Regions from separate parts of the Mus musculus genome. Here region 1 is linked to region 2. Evidence: chromatin contacts called from ENCODE Hi-C or POLR2A ChIA-PET data. All regions are on one chromosome and are shown on one strand. Each heading gives the region's core, a stretch centred on a gene start or an enhancer-like site at or near the end of the contact. The rest is flanking DNA. Distances are from core to core; before and after follow the strand shown. Region 1 holds the start of B230217C12Rik (RIKEN cDNA B230217C12 gene). Region 2 holds the start of Lasp1 (LIM and SH3 protein 1).

Region 1 (5,200 bases), core at 1,475-3,974, 42 kb before region 2:
TCTTTTTAGTTGTTTGTTTGTTTGGGTTTTGGTTTGTTTTTTTTTTTTTCCAGACACAGTGTCTCTGAGTAGCCCTGGATGTTCTCAAATTCACTTTATAGTCCAGGCTGGCCTGGAACTCACAGAGATCTGCTTGCCTCTGTCTCATGAGTGCTGGGCCTAAAGACCACTGCCCGGCTATCACCATTAATTTCAGATGTAAGGGTCTTGGGCTGGGGCTGGTAGAGTACTTGGCTAGCACGGGGGAGGCCCTGGGTTCAATCCCGAGCACTGTAGAGATAAAGAATGGGAAGAGGTGAGCTCTATCCCTGCTGCTGTTGGCAGTCCTCCTGCCTCAGCTCTAGAACTACAGGGTAACCACAAGGTTTGTCCAGGAAGGAATTTAAGATGCAAACTTGTAGCATAAATTATACAATCTCAATTTTTGCCTCTCTCTTTATTTATTTATTTTATATATACAGGTGTATGTCTGTACGCCACTTGTGTGTATAGTACATGCAAAACCCAGAAAATATCAAAATTTCTGGAACTGGAGTTACAGATGACTGTGAGCCACTATCTAGGTGCTGGGAACCAAAACGGGGTCCCTTGCAAAAGCAACAAGTGTTGTTAACAGCTGAGTCATCTCTCCAGCCCCTCTCTAGAAGATAGGATCTCATGTAGTCAAGGCCGGCCTTGAACTCCTGACCCTTCTGTCTCTACTCCCAAGTGCTAGCATTACAGGCGTGTGCTACAGTACTCAGCTCGTTCCTTCTTGAAACAGCAATTGAACAAAATATTATTACAAGAAATTATTCATTCATTCTTTTTTTCTTGTTTATTTTAACCTAAAAAAGAAAATCAATGCAGAGCAATTATGGTAGAGTCTTTAAGGGAATAATAGATAACACGGATTTGGGGTCAGATCCATGCTGTATCCTAAAACACAGTTTGTTTGTGTGTTTGTTTGTTTGTTTGTTTGAACCCTAATTGGACAAGGAAATAACAGCTTTGTTATTTTAAAGATAAAGGAACGTTTAAAATTTTTTTTAAAGTTTTCAAACCCTTCCATTTAGGGTAAAGTTTTTCTCCTAAATTAATATAGCCATTTTGTTTCAATGCTTTATAGGTAAGCACAAAGAATAAGGACTTTACAACCATGCGCCTCTAGTCAACTAAGGAGCTGGGAACAAATGAGAAAAGGAGGGAAGAAATGATAAACCTTAAAGAATGCAAATAACGGGAATTTTGAGGGTGGGGGATGGGTTGTAAGTCAAGGGAAACCACGCAACCTCAGGCTGTACAAACTGTAAATTACTGATCAGTGTTTGCCCTTGAGGTTACAAGGGAACGCCTGCTTGTGAAGCAGAAAGCAAAGAATATTTTAGCATCGTGTGCAGTTGCATTTAGACCTAAGGAAAGGCTGTCCATATGAATGTTTGGGCAGTCTCCACTCTGACTTCACTGTTCCAATCTTCCATATTCTGAATAGTCCCTGTCTACAGCTCAATCGCATGCAGCAGCTGCCAGTGGCTGGCATTCTTGGACTAACTCCTGATGTCCCCAGGAGTGCCCCTGCCTCACAGAATGCCTTCGTGCCAAGGGTCAGCCACATCCGGATACACTGGAAGAGATCAGTTGGGCCTCAGGATTGCTGCTGGTGGTGAGAGGCCTCTTGCTGGACCCGACACAGGAGCTGTGGGAAACCCAAAAACAATGGTCAGCTGCAAACTGCAGCAGGGGTACCCCTACTGGTCAGGAACTAGCAGGAGTTCTGAGAATCCTCCCCATTCCTCTACACAACTGGGGAAAGTGGGCATCTCCCTCACCCCTTACCCCAAGTAGGTTTCATTTGCTATTTTTTCTCAAGTGGGAGTTAATCACTAGTGAACTAATGAATGCAGTTATGGCGCAGCAGTGAATTAATGAATACAATTATGCCAGCAGATTTGAAAACTGCCTTGTCCACACATAAGGATGTACTGTAGTCATTGTCAGGAGAGAATGGACAACTTGGTTTTGCATCTACCTGGAAGGAAATTAGGAAATAATAGTCTGTCCCCCTCCACCCCCCAGCACACTCCCTCCCATCCTACCTAAAACCTAGTGCATTTTATTTATATTTATTTATTTACTTATTTGTAGTGATGTTTATTTTTAAGAAATAACATTTTAAATCAATTCCCAAAGAAAGCTGGCCTTTCTTATTCTTTTCACATTGATCCAAGAAATGCTACGTCAATGTGTATGACAAATAGATACAAAAACAAGCTTTCTTTTCATTTTTTTTTTTTAATCAATACCCGAATAATGACCAGAAGCAAAACTCCACCGGTGCGTCAGCAAGCAGGATGCTCGGCCCTTCAGCTCCATCCTTCCCCTCGCAGCCCCTGCAGCGCCAGGCCACTAGAGAAGGTAAATTATGTAGGACAGAACCACCAGGCCTATGATGGCAAAGAACATGAGGATGAAAATATCCAGCATGGCTCAGTACAAGCAGAGGAGTCCCCTCGATTCCGGGGAAGTGGGAGCTGCAAGCGTGGAGGTCGGTCAGCGCGGAGAAATGGCTCCTCTTCCCTCCCGCTTCCTGTTCCCTCCCCCTCCCGGGGACCTGAAGCTAAGGGATGCTGCAACCCCATCAGCAACTTACTCTCCACCTCCACCATCACGGCCAGCCAATCACAAAGTCCACGGTGGGTAACCAGGGAACAGCTACTTTTAGACCAGGCAAAACCGGAGAGGTTTAATTTCTTCCCAGGAAGCCAGCCCCGCCCCTTTGTGTGGAAAAAAAAAAACAAAACAAAAAAACCGCTATCTCTATTTAGATACAGTTTCTGCACTGAGTGGGCTGCTCCGGAAGGTGTGAGCGGAGGATCTCTACAGACTCCTTAGGAATGGATTTTTCTGCCTTCCTTTTTCCTTCTCCCTCTCACACATCTCTGGTAATCTATCTCAGAAGACAAATTGTTGCCAGTTTTGTGGGCCATTACCTAGTTCAGAGAACATAGAGGAAGGTCTCATGTGAGTCTCAGGAGGCGAGGGGTGGGGGTAGGGCGACCCTGGGCATGGATCTGAGTTTTCTCACTGTGCTGGGGGTCATTTCAACCAGTCTGAAGTCTTTTAAAGCCTGAGCTCAAGGGTGGTCAGGAGCTTGCGTGATAAATTTAACAACTTGTCAATAGGGGGCAGGAGTCAAAGCGAGCCTCTCACATTCCACCAGACGCTGGCTTGCCTTGTTGGTCTGGGAGATCCTCAGAGCCCAAGCTCATTTGTGTCACATGAGGTCTCTCCTTCCCTTCTGTGGTGCCAGTTTCCCCCGTTTGTTTTCTCTGGATCTTCTGAATTTACCTCGTGTCGTCATCAGAGAAAACAGCAAAAAACCCACTCACACCCGCTCCTAGTGTCTAGAGATGCAAATCCAAGCATGGTTTTGTTGTTTCTTTTTGTATTATTATTAATTATTGTTGTTGTTTTATTTTGTCTTGAGGGAGTCTCAGTTAGCCCAGGCTGGCCCTTGACTGGATTCTCCTGACTCTACCTCTCAGCCTCTGAGCACTGCCATTACAGCTGGCTTTCATGTGGTTTCTTCTGAGGGACCGAATCTTACAAAAACTCAATGATAGGGCTCAAGGGGTAATGGTGTTGTACACCAAACCTGAGGACCTGAGTTCAATCCCTGGGGCCCACAGTGGAAAGACAAGGACTCCTTTCTGTTAGTTGTCCTGTGATGTCCACACATGCCCTTTGGTGTACACACACATACATAAACAATCACATTAAAAAAAAAAAACCCACACCCACTGCGATGTATTTTGATTCTTTCTGCTTTGTGTTGTGTACCAACTGTTTATTAAAAAGGAAAGGATTTCTATAGGTCAGTTTCTAAGGTCTGGCATTCTTAGACTCTCCCCAAATATTTTCTTTGAAGGGTCTAGACCTTGAGATCTTAATAACCCCCTTTCTTTTTTCTTTTCTTTTTTTTTTTTTTTTTTTTTTTTTTTTTTTTTGGTTTTTTGAGACAGGGTTTCCCTGCAGCCCTGGAACTCACTTTGTAGACCAGGCTGGCCTCAAACTCAGAAATCCACCTGCCTCTGCCTCCCGAGTGCTGGGATTAAAGTCGTGCACCACTGCGCCCGGCCAGTAACACCCTTTCTAACAGGAACTTAGTCCACTCTCAAGAGGGGAGCCCTCCTGAGCAGGCGAGTCCAGCAGACAAGGCCACACTGGGTCACAGGCTTTTGGGCTGCTCTTGGGAAACTCGAACGCTGCTAGGTCCTTCCCCTGCCTGGAGCACTCCCCACACTCAGCTCACTCAGATTACACTTAGCCCTTGCCTCTCCCTGCTGTTCCGGAGGGAGTCCAGAGAATGCTTTCACGTGAAACCCAGGTAGGAAATGCCCCTCTCCACAAAGCCTCTGGCCAGGTGGCTGCCGACCAGGAGTCAGGGTCCAGCGGTGCTGTATTGCTCAGCACAGATGCCTTCCCAGGAGCAAAGAGGCTGCAGTGTTTGCCATCAAGCTGGCTGGGGACGGGCCATCCCAGAGCTGGGAGACGGGAGAGGGAAGACTGCCTCCCGCTGCCTGCCAGACTACCCTGTGGAGGGTTTCTCCAGGCTCCGTGGCTCTGTGGGCTGTCCTACTTGCTATCAATTTACAAGTCAAACGTGGCAGTACACTCTGGGCTAGAAAGCCTGAGCTGAGCTCACTGGTTGGCTTGAACTCTTGCAGAGTAGCCTGCTTCCCAAGGCCAGCAGGAACTTGAATGAATGACACCTCCCAACTGTCCAGGAGGACACTGGTGGCTAGAAGGAAGATGCTTAACTGAAGAGGGAGGACAGTGTGAGGGGCCCTCTGAACTCAGGGAATGCCAGCCTCGAGTGTGACAGTACCCCAGGGTGGGCAGAGCTGTCACTGGTGATGTCACTGAAGGGCCGGGCTATGTCCTCAAGGAGAAAGCAAGTGTCAGGGTAGGAAGAGTGAGCAACTCTGGTTTCTAGAGCAATCCTGCTCTCTTTGAATGGTAGCAGGGTTCACGGTGAGGGACAAGGTCAATGCCCCCTGACAAACGGGACACACACAGAAGTTACTTCAGAAGTCAAAGAGGAAGAAGCCTAGTCCGCAGGTAAAAATTACATTTTTATTTGACTCACCAGGATAAAGATTCACTTTGTGGTTCAAGTCAATGTTCAAAATCATAACAGGCCAGAAAGAAATGATCCCAA
Region 2 (4,932 bases), core at 1,729-4,228:
CAGGGCAGGAGGCCCTCTGTAACTGGACATTCCAAAGCAAGCCAGTGAACAAGTCCCTAGCCTTCCTTTCAGTCCCCACCTGGTTTTAAAAGCTGAGGGAGAAAGAGAAAGATGTGGCAAGATTCTCAACAGTGTAGGTCACTAGATACAAAGTAAGTGTTCAATAAATATTTGTCAAATGAATAAGGTCACCCTGTTTCTCTTTCCTGCTCTAATCCCAGAAACCCTCTAGGGAAACAAACCTCACCCTCCTTCCTCAAACACTGCATATTTATCCAGCAGGCAGAGCACCCTGGTTCGATGGGTTGGGGACAGACTGGCCTTCATTGGTGACAAGGTTTACCCACTAATGCCTTTGAGAGATAAGGCTCAAGGAGGAGAAAAGACTGAGCATTAAGAACAGCTTACGCTCCAGCTTCAGCAGGCTGCATGCCATCATCGGGGACCGCAGTAAATCAAGCCAGTCTAAGTGGATTCTCCCTGACTGTAGAGAAGCCTTGGAAAGTTGGGTAGCAACCATGCCTATGAGATTGAACTTTGCCCACACCCAGGTCTCTGCCCAGCATTCTCCAGAGTTCCAACTCTAGCTTCCTACTGCCTGCAGGCCACGGACTGAAGAGACAGAATACCTGGATTTTCCAGTCTGGGTGGGGGAGGGGTGTGAAAGGCAGATGGCTCTCCAGGGCCACTTCCGCTAGGGGGAGTTCTAAAACCAGGAAGAAATCACCCACTCCCTCTTCCCAGGGCAACCCCGACCTGAATATCCTCTTCTAGCAAGGACAAGTTATCACATAAAATCCCCACCCCCTTCCCTGTGACACACAGCACTGAAGGTCTTTACAAGGGGAGTGGTTGGATGCGGGACAGAAAAGAGAGAAATGGCCAGTCTTGACCACACTCCCTGCACTGTCCACCTCCTAAGGCAATGACATCATCCATACCCATCTGGTGACAGACAGGGAATACTGAGGCCCAGAACCATTCATAAAGTTGATGGGCACAGACCTGGGACTAAGATCAAGTTTCCCAACCCCCAAGCTAGCAAATCCTTCCATCATCCATTGCCCCTCACCATTCATTACTGGGGACCAAAAGGGGAGCCCATTTGCTGGCCCAGAATGCCGCAAATGCAGGGCTCAAAATATCTGGTCCCAGGGACGACAAAGACCCTCATGTAAGGACAGGGTTTCTTTTTTGGGGGTGGGGTGTCTTCATCTAGGAGTGCCAAGCACAAGTCCAGAGGCCGGTACAGTGACTGGGCAGGCCATCACCTTCCCTTAAGCTCCTCCTATCCTGGTACCTAGCCAAGCCCCACATCTCTTTCCTCAAGAAAAAGTTCAAATGTTTCAAAACTACAAGTCCCTACCTCCTGACCGGGACCGGGAGGGTGTGCGGGGGATGTCCAAAGGTTCCTAAGAAGGAACTAACCCTAGCCCGGAGAAACAAAGTATCCTTTTCCAACAAAACTAGATCGCCTCATTGAGGCGCCTGCTTCTGTCCAGTTCAGCCATAAACGTGGAGAATGAGATCCAGCTTGGAGAGCCAGGTACAACGTATCTATGAGGAGCCAAAAGGCTTCCCTGCAGAGGGGGTCACAAGAGAAGAAACGGGTTGTCTTAGACTTTATGGGGTTCAGAACAAGGCAGAAGGGTCCCATCTCAAACTGTACCGGAAACACCCAGATCTACCCTTCAGTCCCCCTTGCAAAAGTGTAATGGCAAACAGATGATCGGGTCCAGCCTGGGCCGGGGGATGCGTAAGAGCCCCTAGGGGCCAGCTGATTTCCAGAAGGCTACCCCCCTCCTCTTAAAAAACTCCTTTTCGTCTGCTTCCTCAGAACTCGGCCAATCCCACCCTCCATCGGAGAAAACAGCTCTGAAAAGTTAGCTCTTTGTTCTCTAAGCTGGTCTCCAGGCTGAGCACAATTTCAGATCTCCAAGAAGCGTCCTCCCCACTCCCTACCCCGCCCAGCTCCGACTGGGCAGCCGATCACCCGGAGTGGCTTGCAATTTGAATTGGGGGTTGGGGAAGCTATGAAGGAGGTCTGCGGGTTCCCCAACCACAAAAAAAGCAAGGAGGGGACCAGCAGGTCGTTCAAAAAGAGGGGGTCTCGCAGTGAGATTCCGGCGCTGCCCCTAAATCCCTTTCACCACAATTGACACTCGCTGGACGAAGGACCCGACGCAGCTTCCAAGCCAGGAAGCCAGGCTACCGGCAGCCCAAGCCGGGCGGGTAGCGCCGGCCCCAGCCTCCGCCCCGCCCCCGCCGCCCCCTCCCCCCAGCGCCCCGCGCTTCCGCCTACTTGGCGCTGGCCGCCGCGGGGAAAGGGAGCGGCCGTCTCCCCTCTCACTCCCGGCCCGGGGGGCGGGACTGCACCTCTAACCTCCTGCACACACCCGGGGAACCCGGTTCCCTGGTGCTCTTCCGCCCTTCCTTCCAGCCCTCCTAACCTCGATGCACAGAGGCCACCCATCTCCAGCGGTGGCTGCTCACCACCTCGCCTTGGACCTCCCAGGTTCCAGACTGGGGTCTGTCCCCACACCCCAAGTCGCCTCCCGCCTTCCTTACCTGCTCTGGGGAGCGCAGGGAAGAGCCCGCAAAGACCCGGCCCCTCTTTCCTCCCCTGATGGAGAGCTGCACTAGCACTGGCTAGCTCGCAGCGCCCGGTACCCGAGCTCACCTTATCCAGACAGTTCACCTTCTCCGTGGGGTACACGATCTTGCCGCACCGGGCACAGTTAGGGTTCATGGTTCCGGGGAAAGACTGGGGCGGGGACGCCCGTATTCGCGCGCGTTCCCTTTTCCTTGGGCGAGCTGGTGGGAGGCGGCGGCTGCAACTGTGCAGGCGACGGCGACTGGAACTGGGGAACTGGCCTCCGCCTCCGCCCTCCTTCCCCTAATAAACACAGTGGGGAGGAGGGGCTGCACTGGCTAGGGCGGGGACGCGCCTCGGGCGCGGAAAGAGGCGCGCGCGACCAGGCGCGCTCCCCGGGCGACGTGGGGCTGCGTGGGGGCGGGTTCCAGGGAGGACTGCGGGACGGGAGTGCAGGAGCCCCTGAGCTCTCGGGGTGCACGTGCCCCTGGGCTCCGCGACCGAGGACGGGCCCGGGCCATGGCCCTTCCCGCGCTGGAGAAACAGACGCGAGTGTGGCAGAGCCCGATTTCCCATGAGAGGGGGCAACCCCACGCACCCGACGATGGTGGGGATAGTACAGATTCTCTAGACTGGGGGACTTTCCTTAAACCCGTGGGTCCCCAGCATCAACCTGCGGGGAAACCACCCCTTGCCCCGCCCCGCCCCCCAGCTAGTTCCCTTCCCGCCCACATCCTCTCCCACATAGGTACCTGTCCCTTTCCCTTTGGACTCAGCACCTCCGTACGTTCACCCTCCCCGCCCCTCTGCGCTGCAGCTTTCCCATGGATTCTTCGGATTCAGGCATCCTCTGCTTTCAGCTTGGCCGCCTTTGCTCTTCCATTCTTTTCTCTTGCCCCTATTCTACCTGTGTAGCAGCTGCGACAGCATCTTAAGACTGAAAAGAGATTGCTTCAAGCTGCGCGTCGGTGCGGGGGTATAGCTCAGTGGTAGAGCATTTGACTGCAGATCAAGAGGTCCCTGGTTCAAATCCGGGTGCCCCCTCAGAGTCTTTTCCTCTCTTCAATGACAATAAAAATACGTTTCAATACAAGTATGATCTTGATTCGACCCTGGGTCATTAAAACAGGTAAAAAGATAAAGGCCACTCCTCCTTTTAAATCTGAGCAGAAAAGCCTTCGTTTTGCCTCGTACCAAGCAGAAGTTGCACGACTTTATTTGATTGGCGCCAGAGTCCTGGAGATTTCTGCCCATGGTATGCTTGTGAATTTGAATTGGATTGTTCCACACTTTGGGTTCGGAAGCCAAGGTCACTCCCCAGGTTGACGGTGTGTGTCCGTTGAGGGTCAAGGGTCAATCAAAAAAGGGAAACTTGCGGACATAGCCCTTCTCCAACCTAAGCTTTCCTTTCCCTTTTTCGTTTCATTCTATGATCCTTATTATTCTATATCCTCACGTTTCATTGTGACTTGGTGACGTGGACCGAGTAAAAGCGCTCCGAGACCGTGAAACCGGGAGGAGCACTCGTCAGCTCCCTTCACTGCAAAAGAACAAGACCCCAAAGCCAAGTAATATAAATGAATGCAGTGGTTTTCACAACTTGTGCGTGCTCTAGAGTGACCTGGGGGAGGGGGGGGCTCATTAAAACGTCCCCAGTTTCCGATTGTGTAGATGCTGAGGAAGGCCTTGGCAGTTAGCTCTTTGGCGGATTTGTCAGGTAAATCATTCAAGGACGCAAGGACCGCTCTTTGAGGATCACCAGAATATTATTACCACAACGCTATCAAGTTTCAAATCCTCAACAGGGGACAGGTATCTAGCTGCTTTAAGGTATCTGGTCTGGAAGAAATCTCTAAGTGTGAACAGGGAAGCAAGGGCGGCCCCTCAGCTAGGTTTTGCCCAAAAAAAGGAAAAAGAGACAGACAGAGGCATGCTGCCCGTGTCAGGGTGTGGCTGTGATATTTTAAACATGGAATCTGGTTGTGTCATCCCAGGACCCCAGGGGAATATTCACATGCATTCCCTCCCAGTTCCCATTACAGTTCTCTGCTGAGCGGAACAAGGAAGGGGACTGAGCAGAGCTTGGGGCAAAGCACAGAGATACCAGAGAAGCGAGTCTCTGTTCCCAGACGCTGGGCCTTGAACTTGTACATTCTCCAGCCTCAACATCTCAGACAAGACATTCGTTTTTTATCTCTTTACACTGTGTCTTCCGCGCCCCACCCCCACCCCCACCCCCATACAGAGTTTCGTGTAGCCCAGGCTGGCCTTGATTTTGATATATAGGCCAAGGCTAATCTTAAACTCTTTTTTTTTTTTTTTTTTTTTTTTTTTTGAGA

The links. A loop is a pair of places that touch in the nucleus more often than their neighbours do. ChIA-PET counts read pairs that join two places held with the same protein, here RNA polymerase II (POLR2A).
Region 1: a map of left cerebral cortex shows a loop between it and region 2 (5-fold over the local background). The contact joins the promoter of B230217C12Rik here to the promoter of Lasp1 in region 2. A Hi-C loop is called at or near these places in 17 of 37 maps with a recorded cell type or tissue (CH12.LX, T-helper 17 cell, adrenal gland and 4 more). POLR2A ChIA-PET finds 5 or more read pairs at or near these places in 4 of 5 experiments (Patski and embryonic stem cell).

What each region holds. Positions count from the first base shown.
Region 1 is chr11:97,838,659-97,843,858 of GRCm38, reverse strand. B230217C12Rik (RIKEN cDNA B230217C12 gene) reads right to left here and starts at 2,724. Exons shown (of 3, transcript NR_169086.1): 1 at 2,630-2,724; 2 at 2,283-2,385; 3 at 422-1,675. Lasp1 (LIM and SH3 protein 1) reads right to left here. Exons shown (of 7, transcript NM_010688.5): 7 at 5,094-5,200.
Region 2 is chr11:97,797,611-97,802,542 of GRCm38, reverse strand. Lasp1 (LIM and SH3 protein 1) reads right to left here and starts at 2,978. Exons shown (of 7, transcript NM_010688.5): 1 at 2,681-2,978. The coding sequence starts at 2,749. n-TCgca51 (a tRNA gene) reads left to right here and starts at 3,566; the gene lies at 3,566-3,637.